Regions from separate parts of the Homo sapiens genome. Here all the other regions are linked to region 1. The links are chromatin loops, found by intact Hi-C in ENCODE. Cell type or tissue: CD4-positive, alpha-beta T cell. All regions are shown on one strand.

Region 1 (5,000 bases):
TTAATTAATTAAATGAAAACTGATGATTCAGAAAGGAACAAGCAAACACAAACCCAATGCCAGTTGCCGTGTTTGGTGCTCTTCTTGCTTCTCTTGTGAACAGCAATGTGCGGAAGTGGTTCTGTGGACTCACTTGCAACCTAAACTTTGAGGTCAATGTCTCTCAGCTGTGAAAGTCTACCAGGTGCTGGGGGGTAGTTTCGGAGCATAATCCTCACAGTTGGGGAAGAAGTATTTTCTGGGGAGAAGATAAGGCAGCAGTGGATGAAGCACTGGCCAGGTTTGAGGAGATGACTTGATGGGGCCCCCATGGGAGAAACTAATTGTTAAATGTGGGAAGAGGGAAAGGAGCAAAGAGATGGACCGCAGGGTCTTCACCCGCTTCTTGGACTCTGTCTGCAGCTCACAGTGGCCTCCACAGCTCCCCAAGGTTCTGGCCACATCCCCAGGCTTAAGGAAGAGGAAAAGAAAGTTCCCCTCGTGCCTCAGACCCCAGCTCTGCACTTGGTCCACCATCCCCACCAGCGATGTCAGGAAAATGCCTCGCCAGCAACCCAGCGCTCACCTCTGCCTGTGCTTCCCCTCATCCACATCGCAAGTGTGTCCCGGTTACCGCGGAATCAGGCTGGGGAGAGATGTGGTGGTGGCAGCTCCCATCGTAATCCCCCACCCTTTAAGCCTCCCTGCCCCACTTCTCCCCTCGACCACCTGTTCTCCCTAACTCATCTCTCCCCTCCGCCTCTCCCCTCCGGAAGGTTTACATTGCTACCCACCCACTTTCATGACTCCACCCACTCTGCTTCCATTTCAGTTGTTTCAGTGTGGGGTTAAGAGCTGAAGGACAGGATGCCCCCTTCCCCAGGAGCTGCTGGGGCTTTCGCTGGGCGTGTGCCTACCCACCCACCCACTGTGAGCTGTTGACTTGGTGATGTGCATTCCCTGGGAGAGGCCGTCTCACTTGTTTCCTCTCTGGGATTCCTCCTTGGAGTGCTGGAAGGTGAGAGGGAGTGAGGAGCAGGCAGGGGCTGGGGCTGATGGACACCCAGGGAAGCCTTCCAGTAGACAAACCCGATGCAGGAAGACCTCCTTTTATCACGTTTGTGGCTAGGAATTGGGTCTTTTTGGATTTGCCTCAAGGCTTCCCTAAGAATCCTTTTTTCTTTTTCTTTCTTTTTTTCTTTTTTTTTAAATGGAGTTTTCGCTCTTGTTGCCCAGGCTGGAGGGCAATGGTGCAATCTCGGCTCACTGCAACCTCTGCCTCCTGGGTTCAAGTGGTTCTCCTGTCTCAGCCTCCCAAGTAGCTGGGACTACAAGCACGTGCCACCATGCCTGGCTAATTTTTGTATTTTTAGTACAGATGAGGTTTCACCATGTTGGCCAGGCTGGTCTCGAACTCCTGACCTCAGGTGATCCACCTGCCTCGGCCTCCCAAAGTGCTGGGATTACAGGTGTGAGCCGTCGCGCCTGGCCAGAATCTTCTTTTATTGAGTGTGCGTCTAAAATAGATTTCAAGTTACGGGTGGCAGCTGGAGACCCTACTGTTAGTGAGTAAGGAAAATAACCATCAGCTTCTTTACTCCCCAGGTGCTGGGTGGAGGGGAACACAGGCCAGGAAATACTAATGATTGTGATAAAGAGCTCCCCAGGGGCCGGATGTGGTGGCTCAAGCCTGTAATCCCAGCATTCCACGAGGCCAAGGTGGGAGGATTGTTTGGGCCCAGGAGTTTGAGACCAGCCTGGGCAACATGGCAAGATCCTGTCTCTACAAAATATAAAAAATTAGCCAGGCATGATGGTGTGCGCCTGTGGTCCCAGCTACTTGGGAGGCTGAGGTGGGAGGATTGCTTGAATCTGGGAGGTCGAGGCTGCAGTGAGCTGTGATCATGTCACCTGCACTACAGCCTGGGCAACAGGGCAAGGCCCTGTGTCCAAAAAAAAAAAAAAAAAAAAAAGCCGGGCACGGTGGCTTACGCCTGCAGTCTCAGCACCTTGGGAGGCCGAGGCAGGCAGATCATGAGGTTAGGAGATCGAGACCATCCTGGCTAACATGGTGAAACCCCGTCTTTACTAAAAATACAAAAATTAGCCGGGCGTGGTGGCGGATGCCTGCAGTCCCAGCTACTCGGGAGGCTGAGGCAGGAGAATGGTGTGAACCCGGGAGGCGGAGCTTGCAGTGAGCAGAGATCACACCACTGCACTTCAGCCTGGGCGACAGAGCGATACTCTGTCTCAAAAAAAAAGTCCCCAGGACCCAAGGAAGCTGCCCAGAAGTTTTCTGAAGAGGCTCCCTGCTGCAGCTCTGAAGAGGAACAGGCTGTGCTGCTGCCCCTGCTTTCAGGATGCTTGCAGCTTTCTCCCGCTCTCTCAGTAAGGTCTGCTGAGCACTGCACTGACGGCTCCCAGTCCCCTCTCAGTGAAGACACCAAGAAGCAGCAGCCAAGCAGCAGTCGTGGCTGCCTCCCAGTGGCCCCGGCTGTAATCTTCTGTTCAAGGTGCCCACACCAGATCTCAGCTGTAGAAAGCAGAGAGGCTTCAGCTGCCCTAAGAGCTGGCTCTGCGGCTGGTGACTCAGCGGGGGTGAGGGTTGAGGCGGGGGAGTGGGGGTTGGGACTTGGGGCCTGAGGACTCATCACTGATGACAACAAAGCCCAGGGGATTTTGTGCAGAAGACAGGAAGCTGAGTCCCAAGAACAAGCCCAGCAGCAGAACTGCAAAATCTAATGAATCCCCAGTAATTCCATTTATGCCACTGAATCCTCCCTGTGGGTTCAGAAAAACAGATCCCTGCTTCATGCTTCCTAAAAATGCAGCATGAACCAAGATCTAAATTCCACAACCAAGTGACCCCTCTTTCTCTTTTCTGCTGCCCACCTTCCCCGCCCCAGCCCACACCCACCCCCAAGTCCACAAGAACATCCAGAGTGATGTGGGTGGAGATTTTCCTTTATTTGATTTTATTTTGGAGAGGAAGGGCTAGAGCAAAAAGATGATGCCAACACACCGGGCACTAGAATGACCCCTGCACATGCAGAACACACGGACACTCAAGCTGGATTAGTGACTGAGCAAATGTGCCCCGTGGAGAGAATGTCACCAGAGCTGCAAAAGCCCCCCGACCCCAGCTTTTATTAGTTTTAAGACCCCCAACCACACCCACCCCAGGTCTCCTTGTTTTCAGTAAGCAGACCTCCTAGCAAACTGGGCTTTTACTCCTGTGGGCTCAGTGCCACATCCCCTCAAATAAACATGCATCCTCTAGAGCAAAAGGGAAATTGACAGGATGCTGGAACGCCGAGAGATGGGATGCTTTATTTTTCATTATCCACCAGCTTGGGAGAAAGGCCACCTTCCATCGCACCAGTGAGAGGCGGGAAAGAGCGATCGGGCCCTTTCCCGTCTCTCAGGCCTTGTGCAACATGGCCCTGGCTGCTCACTCCAGCCCTGCCTGACTTTAAACAAACCCAGTCAGTACCCTTCCACCTCTTGCCTTGGGAAGAAGACATTTGAGAGCTCACAGATATAGTGCAACCGGTTATCCAAACCAACATGTTCTCTTGCTCAGCTTCTGTTCTATCCAAAGGTCTCATCCTGCTCCCCCAAGGGGATTTCTGATATCTGAAAACCCCAAACCTGACTCCAGGCCTCCCCAGCAACGTGTGAGCCCCATGGAATGTATTTATTTCATTGCAACAACCCCTCACAACCCGGCCTTCCTGCATTTCCCGAGCGGTCTTGGGTTTTTCTCAGCATCTCTCCCGGTGGCGTGTTGTGGTGCCCTGACTTGGAGGTGTGCAGGGTGGCAGGGGAAGTATCAGGTGCCTTTGCTTTCTGTCCTCTCCTCGTCAGCCGTCTGAGCGTTGCTGACAGCGCGAAGCTGCCCCTGGGCTGCAGGCTTCACCGACAGGACCAAGCGTTTGCGGAACGTCTCACAGAGCACGATGTACACAAAGGGGTTGAGGCAGCTGTTGGCATAGCCCAAGCTGATGGCCGCATTGTATAAGTAGACAAAGGTGAGGGTCGGGCGGCTGATGGACAACTGGGTCAGCTGTAGCACATAGTAGGGTGCCCAGCACACAAAGAAGACCAGACAGATGGCGATGGCTGTGCGGGTCACCCTCTTTGTCCGCAGCCGGATGCTGCGCTGGGAGGCGGGGGCCACTGAGGACGTCATGCGCTGCAGGATCCTCACGTATGCGGCTGTGATGACCACAAAAGGCAGGGCAAAGGCCAGGAAAAACTGGTACAGGGTGAACCAGTAGAGGTCAGTGTCTGGGTTGGGCAGGCGTATGCCGCAGCCCACTGCACCTCCTGGGAAGGGGATGAGTCTGGCATACAGCCACACAGGGGTGATGCTGATGAAGGAGAGGGCCCACAGGAGGCAGATCACCAGGGTGGCCACAGAGGGCTTCCGGAACTTCGTGGAAGAGATGGGGTGGACAGTGGCCAGGTAGCGGTCAATGGCCATGGCGGTCAGGATGTAGGTGCTGGTGAACTGACTATTGGCATCCATGGCCGTGATGAGGGTGCACATGGTCTCCCCAAAGTGCCACACCCCATTGCCCATGAGCTGGTGGATCATGAAGGGCATGCCCAGGAGAAAGAGGAGATCTACTACCGAGAGGTTGATGATGAAGATGTCGGGGACGTTGTTGCACCAGTGCAGCTTGGACTTCTTCACGACCGCGAAGATGACCGTGGAGTTCCCGATGATGCCCAGGAGGCAGATGGTGCCGAACACCGAAGGCATGATGATGTTGATGTAGGAGATGCTCCCCGTGCGAGGAGGTGATCCTGGGGACAGAAGGAGCAAGCGTTGGCTGTTTGACATGGGCTTTGCTCTGAGAACTGACATCCTGCTGGCATGCTCAGCCTCCAGCGACCCACCGTTCATCTGGAATCCTCTCCCACCATTCTCCCTCCCTTCACTGTTGCTAATCTTGTCCCTTTTCCCTTCTCCATGAGTTTCCTGGTGAATCCTACCAGAGTGCCCTGAGCCATCT
Region 2 (5,000 bases), 77 kb before region 1:
CTTAACCATTTTTAAGTGTAGAGTTCAGAAGCATTTAATATATTTGTAATATTGTTCAACCAACAGCACCATTCATCCTAGAACGCTTCATCTTGTAAAACTGAAACTCTAAACCCATTAAACACTAATTCCCCACTCCCCACCTTCCCCTGTCCTCTGGCAGCCACCATTCTCGTTTCTGTCTCTATGATTTTGACTACCGTAAGTACCTCATCTAAGTGGAATCACACAGTAATTGTCTAACTGTGACTGGCTTATTTCACTCAGCATAATGTTCTTGAGGTTCACCTATGTTGTAGCATAGGTCAGAATTTCCTTCCTTTTTGAGGTCGAATAATATTCCATTGTATGTATATATCACATTTTGCTTCTCTATCGACATTTGGGTTGCTTCCACATTTTAGCTATTGTGAATAATGCTGCTGTGCACATGGGTATACAAATATCTCTTTGAAACCTTGCTTTTAATTCTTTTGGATACATACCCAGAAGTAAATTTGCTGGATCATATGGTAATTCTATCTTTAATTTTTTTTTTTATCTGAGACAGAGTCTTGCTCTGTCACCCAGGCTGGAGTGCAATGGCGCGATCTCAGCTCACTGCAGCCTCCACCTCCCTTGTTCCAGCAATTCTCCTGCCTCAGCCTCCCAAGTAGCTGGGATTACAGGTGCCCGCCACCACACCTGGCTAATTTTTGTATTTTTAGTAGAGACAAGGTTTCACCATGTTGGCCAGGCTGGTCTCAAACTCCTGACCTCAGGTGATCCACCCACCTCAGCCTCCCAAAGTGCTGGGATTACAGGCATGAGCCACTGTGCCCAGCTCTATTTTTAATTTTTTGAGGAATCACCGTACTCTTCCATGGCAGCTGCACCATTTTACGCTCCCACCAACAGTGCACAAGGGTTCCAATTTCTCCACATCCTCATCAACGCTTATTATTTTCTGCTTTTTTGATAGTAGCCATCGTAACGGGGTGTGCGGTGGTATCTCATTGTCGTTTTGATTTGCATTTCCCTAATGATTAGTGATAATGAGTATCTCTTCATTTGCTTATTGGCCATTTGTATATCTTCTTTGGGGAAATGTCTATCCAAGTCACTTGCCTACTCCCTAGTGAGCCAACTCAGAATTTAAAAAAAAAAAGTTATTTGCCTGTTTTTGAATCAAGTGTTTTTTTGTTGTTGAGTTTTAGGAATTCTCTATATATTCTAGATATTAATCTCTTATCAGACGTATGATTTGCAAATATTTTCTCCCATTCTGTGGGTTGCCTTTTTACTCTGTTGATAGTGTCTTTTGATGTACGCATTTTTAAATTTTCATGAAGTCCAACCTGTCTGTTTTTTGTTGTTTTTGCCTGCTACTTGGAAAGCTGAGGTGGGAGAATACTGCTTGAACCCAAGAGGTGGAGGTTGCAGTGAGCCGAGATCACGCCATTGCACTCCAGCCTGGGTGACAGTGAGACTCTATCTCAAAAAAAAAAAAAAAAAGAAACTAGTTGAGTTTTTGAGTTCTTTATTTTGCATTTGTTAGTGTATTAAAAATTATAAAAGATTGGGTGCAGTAGCTCATGCCTATAGTCCCAGCACTTTGGGAGGCCAAGGCAGAAGGACCGCCTGAGCCCAGGAGTTTGACCAGCCTAGGCAACATAGCAAGACCTCATCTCTAGAAAAAATTATCTGGGCATGGCGGTGCACACCTGCAATTCCAGCTACTCGGAAGGCTGAGATGGAAGGATTGCTTGAGCCCAGGAGCCAGGAGGTGGAAGCTGCAGTGAGCCATGATCATGTCACCACCCTCCAGCCTGGGTGACAAAGCAAGATACTGCCTCAAAAAAAAAAAATATATATATATATATATATAATATATATATAATATGTATATATAAATTATATACACACATTTATATATAAATGTATTAAATACATATATAAGGATAATATATAAATTATCCTTCACCTTAAGTCTTCACTGTTTTTAGATATATATTTTATATATATTTAATATATGTTATACATGTTAAATATATTTACATATGTTATATATAGTAAATATATATAACATATTTATATTTTAATTTTTTTATTATTATTTTTTTGAGACGGAGTCTCGCTTTGTTGCCCAGGCTGGAGTGCAGTGGCGCTATCTCGGCTCACTGCAAGCTCCGCCTCCTGGGTTCACGCCATTATCCTGCCTCAGCCTCCCGAGTAGCTGGGACTACAGGCACCCGCCACCACGCCTGGCTAATTTTGTGTATTTTTAGTAGAGAGGGGATTTCACCGTGTTAGCCAGGATGGTCTCAATCTCCTGACTTCGTGATCCGCCCGCCTCGGCCTCCCAAAGTGCCGGGATTACAGGTGTAAGCCACCGCGACCGGCCAAATCTCTTTTTTTTTTTTGTTTTTAGGAGACTGCGTCTTGCTTTATTTCCCCGGGCTGAGTACAGTGGCATGGTCATAGCTCACTGCAGCTTCAAACTCCTGGGCTCAAGTGACCCTCCTGCCTCAGTCTCCTGAGAGGCTGGGATTACAGGCTAAATTATTTTATTAACCCCTTGAACCATGGAGTTATGTTAGGCAAAGTGCATCTGTAGAAATGCTTTATTATTATGATGATAGTCATGGAAATCAAAAGGAAATTTTATGGATTATCTTTGTTGATGTTTTCATTCATAAATAAACTCCCATTTGATAGAAAATGGCTGCATTTGTTTTTAACTTTGCAGTTATAGATATGAAGAAAGCTTTAAACCACCAGAGGGCATTGCAGTCAGCTTCTTATTATAAATCATTATAAATCACTGCTGTCAGAGATGCCTAGTGAAATTTGTTCCCAATTAAACCAGAAAAAGAAGCATTTTTAGGCCGGGTGCTGTGGCTCACACCTGTAATCCCAGCACTTTGGGAGGCCAAGGCGGGCGGATCACGAGGAGTTCGAGACCAGCCTGACCAACATGGTGAAACCCCATCTCTACTAAAAATACAAAAATCAGCCAGGCGTGGGGGTTTGTGTCTGTAATCCCAGCTACTCAGGAGGCTGAGACAGGAGAATCGCTTGAACCTGGGAGGCAGAGGTTGCAGTGAGCCAAGATCACACCACTGCACTCCAGCCTGGGCAACAGAACAAGACTCCGTCTCAAAAAAAAAAAAAAAAAAAAAAGGAAGCATTTTTAGATCTCATAAACAATCTGAATAGGAGCTGTGGCTTGAACTTAGTGGAACACTACCTTGAAGCACCTTTTTATATGTATTAAAGCAAAGAGTGGAGTTGGTAGTACTTTGCTGAAATTGTATTGTTTTACTTTTTTCTTTCCCCAAGCGTATGCCCAAACTTTTAATTTGTCATCTATCATTTATCATCTTTTTTGGCCAAAGAATGAAGCCAAGTACCTCTCCATATCAACAGGTATTGAAGTGCGAGACACAAAAGTTACAGTTTTTGGCCAGTAGTATCCACCTCTTTATGGCCTTTATTGGAGCTAACAGAAACCTGCAAAATTAGGCAGCCGGGCACGGTGGCTCACACCTGTGATCCCAGCAATTTGGGAGACCAAGGCAGAGAGATCACTTAAGCTCAGCAGTTCGAGACAAGTCTAGGCAACATGGCAAGACCCTGCCTCTACAAAAAATACAGGCATGGTGGTGTGTGCCTGTGGTCCCAGCTAATTGTGGGGCCGAGGCAGGAGGATTGCTCAAGCCTCAGAGGCCAAGGCTGCAGTGAGCTGAGATTGCACCACTGCACACTCCAGCCTGGGCAACAAAGTGAGACCCTGTCTAAAAAAAAAAAAGAAAAGAAAGAAAAGAAACATACAAAATAGAATGATCCACAGTTTGTTAAAACTCCCTCGTTCCTGTTCACCATTGGTGGAAGTGCCAACAGGCAGAAAAATGATTAAAAGTCAGAGCAGGAGGTAAAAAGCATTTTGACAACCCATGAATTTAAAAATCAAATCCTCACTAAACAAGTGTTGTTAATGTAAACAGGTAAAACGTCTTTCCACATCATCTGTATTTTTTTTTCTTTTGAGACAGTTTCGCTCTTGTTGCTCAGCCTGGAGTGCAATGGCACGGTCTCAGATTACTGCAACGTCTGCCTCCCAGGTTCAAGCAATTCTCCTGCCTCAGCCTCCCAAGTAGTTGGGATTACAGGCACGCGCCGCCACGCCCAGCTAATTTTGTATTTTTTTTTTTAGTAGAGACGGCGGGGTTTCACCAGGTTGGTCAGACTCGTCTCGAACATGTGACCTCAAGTGATCCACCCGCCTTGGCCTCCCAAAGTGCTGGGGTTACAGGCATGAGCCACCACAATTGGCCCATATCATCTGAAATAAATGTGGTAACTATTGAGGCTTCCTGGTTATAGCTGACTAGAGCTCTCATTGGTCTATATTCCAGGAGCATTTGAGATATTAATTTATTTTACGAACACTTACTGAGTACATTTGTGCCAGTGACTGGCTAAAGCTGTAGCATACAGATATAAACACTGATTATTAATCTTTGTATATTTCTTTGTAGTTCATAAAACAATCTGGCATCCACCCTCTTATTTGGTGCTGCAGACCTCTGAGATGCAGTGGGCAGGTGATATCTCCATTTTATAGGTGTGGAGACAGGTTCCAAATTGTTAAATGACTCATTCATAGTCAAACAGCCAGTAACTGACAGAGCAGGACCAAACAGGTCTTCTAATTTCAAATGCCATCCTTTTTTCCACAACAGCATGCTGTCTTCCTAGAAGAGGTAAGCCTATTACTCTCGATACATATTATATGCCAAAGGACCCCAGGTTAAAAATATAGCCACTCGATGGTTGTGATTGTTTAGCTTAACAAGCAACTTAGCAAATAAGTTCAGAAGTTTGCCAGCACTATTTCTCTTTTCTCCAAAGATCAAAGGTAGATTCAGCATACAGTCAATGAAAGAAAATAAATTGGATTCTTTTTTAGTATTTGGTTGACCTTTACTAAGAATCTCTTTCCGCCGAGTGCGGTGGCT
Region 3 (5,000 bases), 220 kb before region 1:
CCTGTTGTTGAACTGTAAGAGTTCTTTAAATAGGCCCGGCGTGGTGGCTCACGCCTGTAATTCCAGCACTTTGGGAGGCTGAGGCGGGTGGATCACCTGAGTTCGGGAGTTAGAGACCAGCCTGACCAACATGGAGAAACCCCATCTCTACTAAATATACAAAAATTAGCCGGGCGTGGTGGTGCATGCCTGTATTCCCAGCTACTTGGGAGGCTGAGGCAAGAGAATTGCTTGAACCTGGGAGGTGGAGGTTGCGGTGAGCAGAGATTGGGCCATTGCACTCCAGCCTGGGTGAGAGAAGAGTGAAACTCCATCTCAAAAAAAAAAAAAGTTCTTTAAATATTCTAGATACTAGAACCTTATCAGATATATGATTTGCAAATATTTTCTCTCATTCCGTTTTTTCACTTTCTTGATAGTGTCCTTTTAAACAATTTTTTAAAGTTTTTTATTTTAAATTCTTTTTTTTTAATAAAAAGAGAGGAGGTCTCACTATGTTGCCCAGGCTGCTCTTGAACTCCTGAGTTCAACTGATCTTCCTTGCCTTGGCCTCCCAAAATGCAAGGATTACAGGTATGAGCCACCACACCCATTCCCTTTGTTTTTTATTATTTTTTAAGATCATTATTGTTTTGAGACAGGGTCTCACTCTGTTACCCAAGCTGAAGTGCAGTGCTGTGATCTTGGCTCACTGAAGCCTCTGCCACCCAGGCTCTGGTGATCCTCCCACCTCAGCCTCGTGAGTAGCTGAAATTACAGGAACATGCCACCACACCCAGCTAACTTATTTTTGTATTTTTCATAGAGATGGGGTTTTGCCATGTTGCCCAGGCTGGTCTCAAATTCCTGGGCTCAAAAGATCCATCCACCTTGGCCTCTCAAAGTGTTGGGATTACAGGCATGAGCCACTGCACTTAGCCTTTTAATTTATTCTTAAATTAAGTTTAATTATTTTTTTTTTGAGACAGAGTCTTGCTCTGTTGCCCAGGCTGGAATGCAGTGGTGCGATCTCGGTTCATGACAACCTCCACCTACCAGGTTCAAGCAATTCTCCTGCCTCAGCCTCCCCAGTAGCTGGGATTACAGGCACCCGCCACCATGCCTGGCTAATTTTTTGTATTTTTAATAGAGACGGGGTTTCACTATGTTGGCCAGGCTGGTCTTGAACTCCTGACTTCAGGTGATCCACCGGCCTCAGCCTCCCAAAGTACTGGGATTATAGGCGTGGGTCACCGTACCCGGCCTTTTTTTTTTTTTTTCCTAAGGCTGTTTCTCAGTGTGAGAAAAGTACCCTTTGATGTAGAGAAGTTTTAAACATTGATAAATTCTAATTTATCTACTTTTTCTTTTGTTGCCTGTGCTTTCGGTATCATCTTTAAGAATCCTTTGGCAAATCTAAGGTCATGAAGATTCACCCTTATGTTTTTTCCTAATAGTTTTATAATTTGAGCTCTTAAGTTTAGGTCACTGATCCATTTTATTTATGTATTTATTTAATTTGTGAGATAGAGTCTTGCTCTGTTGCCCAGGCTGGAATGCAGTGGTGTAATCTTGGCTCACTGCAATCTCCGCCTCCTAGGTTCAAGTGATTCTCCTATCACCACAGTGCAGCCTGGGAACAAAGGGAGACTGCCTCCCGAGTATTCGGGATTACAGGCATATGCCACCACACCTGGCTAATTAAGTTAATTTTTAGATAAGGTGTGAAGTAGGGGTACAACTTCATTCCTTTTTTTTTTTTTTTTTTTTGAGATAGAGTCTCGCTCTGTCACCAGGCTGGAGTGCAGTAGCGTGATCTCCGCTCACTGCAACCTCCACCTCCCAGGTTCAAGCAATTCTCCTGTCTCAGCCTCCCAAGTAGCTGGGATTACAGGCGCCCACCACCACATCCAGCTAATTTTTGTATTTTTAGTAGAGATGAGGTATCACCATGTTGGCCAGGATGGTCTTATCTCTTGACCTCGTGATCCACCTACCTTGGCCTCCCAAAATGCTGGGATTACAGGTGTGAGCCACTGTGCCCGGGCACAACTTCATTCTTTTGCATATGGATATCCATCTGTCCCAGCAGAACTGACTCATTTTTAAAAAAATTCATCCTTGGTTTGATATGGCACATGCTTTGAAATCATGGAATGTGGAAATGATAGACCCTGAACTTCACGAGCTAGCAAAATGGATTGGGAGGGAATTCTGAATCGCTGGTAGGTCTGCTAAATATTCAATAGTTTGGTTAGTGCCTTCAGTGCTGGCTGAAAGTAAGCTCAGAATCTCTTTTAGATGAGCTTCTTTTTGATCAACAGATGGAGCTCTAACCCAAAGAAACTGGGCTACTATCATTTTTTTGATGAGTCAGCTGAGACCAACCACAGCTAAAATAATTCGAGTGGCAAGTTGACAGCGATGGGTAAAAAACCATGGACATAAGGGGCTATTCAGTGAAGAAAATGAGCCATTTTCTAGACTATTACATGCAATACCCTGAGGAACTCTTTAAAAATGGTTCCTGAGAATTTTAGATCAAAGAACAGTATCTCTCATTTTGAATATTGCTGAGTGAGAAAGGTTTGCAGGGAAACCCCTAGTTTATTAAAATGGATGAAGGGAGGGGCCTATCATATGTATCTAGATATGGGCAACTGTCCTGCCCCTCCCTCATCACATAGTCAGTGCCTCCTGAAGCTACAGAAATGCTGTGGATGCAGACAGTACGGTTCTGGTTGTATGAGGACATAAATGAACTCCATTATGGGATACCCCTCACCCAGGTTATGAATGATACTGTGATAAAAGGCATCCACCAGCATGAACTTCATATGTGACTTTGCTGTTAGATCTCAGGAAGATGTAAAAAGGCAGTTTAAGATCTTTTATCCCAACTTCCTGGATAATAAAAAGATAGTAAGTTTAGGACTTTATAAAAGAAATAAAATCAAGAAAGAAATGGGGCATGAAAAAGAATAAGGTTAGACCCTTAGTTTATACCATATATAAATATTAACTCAAAATGGGTCGGCCGGGCGCGGTGGCTCACGCCTGTAATCCCAGCACTTTGGGAGGCCGAGGCGGGTGGATCATGAGGTCAGGAGATCAAGACCATCCTGGCTAACAAGGTGAAACCCCGTCTCTACTAAAAATACAAAAAATTAGCCGGGCGCGGTGGCGGGCGCCTGTAGTCCCAGCTACTCGGGAGGCTGAGGCAGGAGAATGGCGTGAACCCGGGAAGCGGAGCTTGCAGTGAGCCGAGATTGCGCCACTGCAGTCCGCAGTCCGACCTGGGCGACAGAGCGAGACTCCGTCTCAAAAAAAAAAAAAAAAAAAAAAAAAAAAAAAAAAAAAAATGGGTCAAAGACCTAAACATAAAACATAAAACTCTTAGAAGAAAACATAGGGGAATACCTTTATGACACTGGATTTGGTAATATTTTCTTGGATATGACACCAAAAGCACAGTTAACAACAACAAAAAAACTGGACTTTATAAAAATTAAAACATTTTGAGCATTAAAGGACGCTATGAATAGTAAAAAGCCAACCCTCATAATGGGAGAATATTTGCAAACCATATACCGGATTAAGAGTTAATATCAAAAACATATAAGGAATTCCCACAACTCAACAACAAAAAAATCCAGCCCAATTTAAAAAATGGGCAAAGGAACTGAACAGGTATTTCTCCAAATAAGATATACAAATAACCAATAAACACATGAAAATATGCTGAACATCACTAGCTGTTAATGAAATGCAAATAAAAACTATGAGATGTCATTTCACACTCATTAAGATGGCTAGTACTCAAAAGGCAGAAAATAACAAGTATCGATTGGCAAGAATGTAGAAAAACTGGAACCCTTGTGCATTGCTGGTAGAAATGTGAAATGGTCCATTTGCTGTGGAAAACTATATGGTGGTTTCTCAAAAAATTAAATGTATAATCAGGAGGCTGAGGTGGGAAGATCACATGAGCCCAGGAGTTCGAGGCTGCAGGGAGCTAAGATGGTGCTGCTGCACTCCAGCCTGGGAACAAATGGAGACTCTGTCTCAAAAAAAGAAAAAAAAAAACAACACAGACTCACCACAGATCTAACAATTCTACTTCTGGGTATATACCCCAAAGAACTGAAAGCAGGGACCTGAATAATTATTTGTAAACCCAGGTACATAGCAGCATTAGTCACCATAGCCCAAAAGATGGAAACAACCCAAGTGTCCAATGACAGATGAAAAGATGAAGGAGGCCGGGCACGGTGGATTACGCCTGTTATCCCAGCACTTTGGGAGGCCGAGGTGGGCAGATCACGAGGTCAGGAGATCGAGACCATCCTGGCTAACACAGTGAAACCCCATCTCTACTAAAAATACAAAAAAATTAGCCGGGCGTGATGGCGGGTGCCTGTAGTCCCAGCTACTCAGGAGGCTGAGGCAGGAGAATGGCGTGAACCCGGCGGAGCCTGCAGTGAGCCGAGATTGCGCCACTGCACTCCAGCCTGGGCAACAGCGAAACTCCGTCTCAAAAAAAAAAAAAAAAAAAAAAGATGAAGGAAACATTGTCTATACATACAATGGAATACCATTCAGCCATAGAGGAATGTCATTCTGAAAAATGCTACAACATGAACTTTGAAAACATTTTACTAAGTGAAGTAAGCCAGTTACAAAAAGACAAATACTGTATGATTCTACTTATATGAAGTAATTAGAATAGGCAGAGTCACAGAAAAAGTAAAAGTTACCAGGGGCTGGGAGGAGGGAAGAATGGGAAGTTATTATTTATTGAGTACAATTTCTATTTGGGATGATAAAAAAGTCTGAAAAAAGATAGTAGTAATAGTCACACACAGTGTGAATATACCTAATGTCATTGAATTTCTATTTTAGCCATTTTTAAGACATACACTTAAAAATGGCTAAAATGGTAAATTTTTTTTTTTTTGCAGAGTCTCTCTCGGTTGCCTAGTCTGGAGTGCAATAGCATGATCTCGGCTCACTGCAACCTC
Region 4 (5,000 bases), 50 kb before region 1:
AGTAGAGACGGGGTTTCACCATCTTGGCCACGATGGTCTTGAATGTGATCTGCCTGCCTTGGCCTCCCAAAGTGCTGGGATTACAGGCGTGAGCCACTGAGCCCGGCCGAGTTATTTTTTTAAATCATCACTGGTTCAAGTAGCAAGCTCCCTGGGTGTGGCCTCAGGAGACCTGGGGTCAAGTCCTATTTAGTTGTTTCCTTCGTTCTTTACTTGACTGTCTGGTGGCTTTTGGCAATTGTGTCACATCTTTGAAGCTTGTTTTCTCTTCTTTTTTTTTTTCTGTTGCTTTTTTAATCTGTTTGTTTTTTGAGACAGGGTCTTGCTCTGTCACCTGGGCTGGAGTGCAGTGGTGCAATCACAGCTCACTGCACCTTGAACTCTTGGGCTCAAGTGATCCTCCCATCTCAGCCTCCTGAGTAGCTAGGACTACATGTATGTGCCACCACACCCGGCTAACTTTTTTCTGTAGAGATAGGGTCTCACTTTATTGCCCAAGTTGGTCTTGAACTCATGGGCTCAAGTGATCCTCCTGCCTCAGCCTCCCAAAGTGCTGCAATTACAGGCATGAGCCCCCACATCTGGCCTAGTTTTCTCTCCTATACAGTGGGTGTTTTACGTAACAATCTTGGAAGGATGTTAGAGGATTCAATTAAATTTAAAGAAATTAAAAATAAATAGCCAGGCGCGGTGGCTCATGCTTGTAATTCCAGCACCTTGGGAGGCCAAGACGAGCGGATCACAAGGTCAGGAGTTTGAGACCAGCCTGGCCAGTGTGGTAAAACCCTGTCTCTACTAAAAATACAAAAATTAGCTGGGTGTGGTGGCACACGCCTGTAGTCCCAGCTACTCGGGAGGCTGAGACAGAAGAATTGCTTGAACCCAGGAGGTGGAGGTTGCAGTGAGCCAAGATCTCGCCACTACACTCCAGCCTGGGCAACAGAGTGAGACTCCATCTGTCTCTCTCTCTCTGTATATATATATATATGTTTTTAAATAAATAAATTCAATAATATGCAAGAAAGTGCAAGAGAAATGAGAATATATTATGGTATAGTAATGGTATTCTTATCGTTTGATCGTGTAACAAAAATCTGTTGCTCTGAGTCCTGATCTGTAAGGGGTTTTGTTTTGTAATCCTCCAGCATATCTCCAAGCTCATTCTGGAAGCACGCCAGGTCCAACAGCTGACATCGTATCACAATGAACAGATAATTGCTTTGTGTTTTCGTTTTTTTTTTTTTTTTTTTTGAGATGGAGCCTCACTGTGTTGCCCAGGCTGGAGTGCACTGGCACGATCTCGGCTCACTGCAAGCTCCGCCTCCCGGGTTTATTCTCCCACCTCAGCCTCCCTAGTAGCTGGGATTACAGGTGTGCGCCACCATGCCTGGTCAAGTTTTGTATTTTTAGTAGAGACAGGGTTTCACCATGTTGGTCAGGCTGGTCTTGAACTCCTGACCTCGTGATCTGCCTGCCTCGGTGTCCCAAAGTGCTGGGATTACAGGTGTGAGCCACGGCGCCTGGCCAGGCTTTGTGTTTTCTATTGGCTGTCATCACAGTCCAGCCTGTTTATTTCCATCTGAGGGAAGCAGATTCATTCTCTTATTGTATCCCGTTCTGTCACGTTCACACTACTGAGTGTCACTTTATTAACTGTAAATTCCAAGGGAAAACATCTCTGTTTCAGCAGAGATCTACATTTCACATGACTAAGTGGCCTTTCTAGGGAGGCCACTCTGTGGTATGTTGCGTTCCCTAAGAGACAGGCTTGTAGCTATAGAAACTGTAACCTTGTGTAGCCAATGGTGTGGCAGGGGTAGCGCTGACTTTGTTGATTTCTTTCTTCTTCACTGTGGTTCAAAATACCTGGGGACATTGCTGAAATAACTGAAAGATGGTTCCCCTTCCCCTACTGCCCCAACTGTGTCTTTTGCCCTTCTGTATCATTAGATGTAAAACTCAGGAGATTTTTTATTTTTATTTTTGAGACAGGGTCTCATTCTGTCACCCAGGCTGGAGTGCAGTGGTGCAGTCTCGGCTCACTGCAACCTCCGCCTCCCAGGTTGAAGCGATTCTCCTGCCTCAGCCTCCTGTGTAGCTGGGATTACAAGCACATGCCATCACGCCTGGCTAATTTTTGTATTTTTAGTAGAGATGGGGTTTCGCCGTGTTGGCCAGGCTGATCTTGAACTCCTGATCTCAAGTGATCCTCCCACCTCGGCCTCCCAAAGTGCTGAGATTACAGGCATGAGCCACCACGCCCAGCAGGACCTGGTATCTTCTAAATCAGAGTAGGATTTTGTTTCACAGGTCCTCGAGATTAGGAAAAGAAATAAGTAAAATAAAATAAAGAGGCCAGACAGGGTGGCTCACAACTATAATCCTAGCACTTTGGGAGGCTGAGGCGGGTGGATCACCTGAGGTGAGCAGTTCAAGACCAGCCTGGCCAACATAGCGAAACCCCATCTCTACAAAAAATACAAAAATTAGCCGGACGTGGTGCTGAGCGCCTGTAGTCCTGGCTGCTCCGGAGGCTGAGGCGGTAGGATCGCTTGAGTCCAGGAAATTGAGGCTGCCGTGAGTGGAGATCATGCCACTGCACTCCAGTCTGAGTGACAAAAAGACCCTGTCTCAAAAAAAAAAAAAGAAAAGAAAAGAAATGAAAAAGAGAGAGAGAGTAAAGGGTGAGAGTGCAAGAGTGGATTAAAAAAAGTAATAATAAAGAAAAAAAAGTTTGACTTTGCTGGAATTGTTACAAGAATGTTGTCTCAGGAAGACAAAACAGAAGGTAAAAGCAAGCAAGGGTGAATGATACTGGCAGGCTGCAGACAGACCGTGTGTCCAGAAGGAACTATTTGCACTTTAGAGAAAGGACACCAAAGAAAGAAAAGAGCAGTAATTCCCCAGGGCTGTGTAAGGGAGGGGAGCTGCCAAATCTGGTGGAGGAGAGTATTACAGTCACTAGGGCGGTGCGTCCTGCCCCGAGGCAGGAACAGGCAGTTTCTTGTTTATTCAGCACACACAGATTGAGTGCTTACTGTGAACCAGGTGCTCCGGCTCAGGTGCTAGGAGGTGAAAGGTAAGTAGGCTCTGCCCTCGCCTCTCACGTTTTGGGGAGGCTGAGGCACAACCTCGGAGGAGTCTGTGATTCCAAGTTCACAAAGCCCGCAGGGTAACTCAATATTGCAAAAGGCTGCTGCAGGCCTGAGACCACAACTGCCACAGCCCTCTCCTCATCTTTTTGACTTGTAAGTAATTGTGACTCCTGCAATCCAGGCTAACAAAGTAAGAGAGATAGTTGTTTGGTCCAAATACTCTTAATTGATCCTATGAAATCCATTTTGCTGTGCAAAGGAAGTTGGGCAATATTCTAGTCTAGGCTCGGCCCACAGAGAATTTATACAAGAATCCTATAAACCAGGCCAGGTGTGGTGGCTCACACCTTGAATCCCAGCCCTTCTGGAGGCCAAGGCGAGAGGATCTCTTGAGACCAGGTGTTCAAGACTAGCCTGGGCAACATAATGAGACTGCATCTCCACAAAACGTTTTTTTTTTTTTTTGAGACAGTCTCACTCTGTTGCCCAGGCTGGAGTGCAGTGGCACGATCTCAGCTTACTGCAACCTCTGCCTCAGCCTCCTGAGTAGCTGGGATTACAGGCGCCCGCCACTACGCCCAGCTAATTTTTTGTATTTTTAGTAGAGACGGGGTTTCACCATGCTGGCCAGGCTGGTCTTAAACTCCTGACCTCGTGATTCTCCCGCCTCAGCCTCCCAAAGTGCTGGGATTAAAGGTGTGAGCCACCGCGCCTGGCCCACAAAACATTTTAAAAGTCCAGGCACGGTGGTATTCGCCTATAGTCCCAGCTACTCAAGAGGCTGAAGTAGGAGAATCACTTGAGCCCAGGAGGTCGAGGCTGCAGTGAGCCATAATCATACCACCGCACTCCAGCCTGAGTGACAGAGCAAGACCCTGTCTCTAAAAAAAAAACCAAAAAGAATTTTATAAGACAAAATATCACAGTAATGTTTTCAGCCTCTTCCCGACAGCGACCCTATTCCATCATTCTGGAGACCCACCTTACAACACCCCCTCCCCACCCTCCTTCATGCAAAGGAAACTGCTGACATCCTGCTTGACAGAGCAGTTTGTGGTTTTGTTTGTGTGTATTTGATTAGTGTTAGTCAGGTGACTCAGTCCCTAAGAACCCGACCTAGTTTTACGTGCACCAGAAAAGGTGTGCTCGAGGCCAGATGTGGTGGCTCACGCCTGTAATCTCAGCACTTTGGGAGGCCGAGGTAGGCGGATCACCTGAGGTCAGGAGTTCGAGACCAGCCTGGCCAAGACAGAGAAATCCCATCTCTACCAAAAATACAAAATTAGCCAGTCATGGTGGCACATGCCTGTAATCCCAGCTACTCGGGAGGCTGAGGCAGGAGAATTGCTTGAACTCGGGAGGCAGGGGTTGCGGTAAGCTGAGATCACACATTCCAGCCTGGGCAACAAGAGCAAGGCTCCGTCTCAAAAAAAAAAAAAAAAAAAAAGCCAGGTGCAGTGGCTCATGCCTGTAATCCCAGCAGGTTTGGGAGGCCGAGGCAGGTGGATCACGAGGTCAGGAGATCGAGACCATCCTGGCTAACGCGGTGAAACCCCGTCTCTACTAAAAATACAAAAAAAAAAAAAAAAAGCTGGGCATGGTAGTGGGCGCCTGTAGTCTCAGCTATTCGGGAGGCTGAGGCAGGAGAATGGCGTGAACCGGGGAGGCGGCGCTTGCAGTGAGCCGAGATCACACCACCACACTCCAGCCTGGGCGACAGAGCGAGGCTCCATCTCAAGAAAAAAAAAAAAAAAGAAAGAAAAGAAAAGGTGTGCTTGTCCATTCACTCATGTATTTGACACATTGATTGAACACCTATGCAAGGGCCAGGCCCTATGCAGGGCTCAGAATACAGGGAGGAAGACACAGTCCCTGCCCCCAAGGGACTGGCAACAGAAGGAATCC

The links. Peaks named below come from ENCODE experiments on the same cell type or tissue, not always from the same donor. Only the 100,000 strongest peaks of a DNase experiment are listed, where the experiment ranks them.
Region 2: a loop joins it to region 1, with 14 times the contacts of the local background. A loop is called at or near these places in 77 of 110 quality-filtered maps.
Region 3: a loop joins it to region 1, with 33 times the contacts of the local background. A loop is called at or near these places in 32 of 110 quality-filtered maps.
Region 4: a loop joins it to region 1, with 4 times the contacts of the local background. A loop is called at or near these places in 6 of 110 quality-filtered maps.

Annotation. Positions count from the first base shown.
Region 1 is chr22:40,680,740-40,685,739 of GRCh38, reverse strand. MCHR1 (melanin concentrating hormone receptor 1) reads right to left here. Exons shown (of 2, transcript NM_005297.4): 2 at 2,928-4,791. The coding sequence ends at 3,812. It overlaps LOC124905123 (a long non-coding RNA gene), which reads left to right and starts at 810. Exons shown (of 3, transcript XR_007068110.1): 1 at 810-997; 2 at 4,963-5,000. RefSeq lists enhancers at 652-1,347, 1,348-2,043, 3,205-4,158, 4,159-5,000 and silencers at 2,321-2,615, 2,341-2,635. In CD4-positive, alpha-beta T cell, a CTCF peak has its summit at 2,416 (motif pointing left); DNase peaks (open chromatin) are centred at 119, 711 and 2,499; H3K4me3 peaks cover 1,117 bases; H3K27me3 peaks cover 215 bases.
Region 2 is chr22:40,758,214-40,763,213 of GRCh38, reverse strand. No RefSeq gene overlaps it. Among named protein-coding and RNA genes, the nearest start is that of MIR4766, 53 kb to the left of the region's middle. In CD4-positive, alpha-beta T cell, a CTCF peak has its summit at 2,767 (motif pointing right); a DNase peak (open chromatin) is centred at 2,763.
Region 3 is chr22:40,896,567-40,901,566 of GRCh38, reverse strand. The region is part of intron 4 of XPNPEP3 (X-prolyl aminopeptidase 3); the gene reads right to left. Among named protein-coding and RNA genes, the nearest start is that of DNAJB7, 37 kb to the right of the region's middle. In CD4-positive, alpha-beta T cell, a CTCF peak has its summit at 2,264; DNase peaks (open chromatin) are centred at 2,306 and 2,606.
Region 4 is chr22:40,730,866-40,735,865 of GRCh38, reverse strand. No RefSeq gene overlaps it. Among named protein-coding and RNA genes, the nearest start is that of MCHR1, 54 kb to the right of the region's middle. RefSeq lists a silencer at 4,393-4,551. In CD4-positive, alpha-beta T cell, CTCF peaks have their summits at 2,643 and 2,843; DNase peaks (open chromatin) are centred at 2,975 and 4,185; H3K27ac peaks cover 1,752 bases.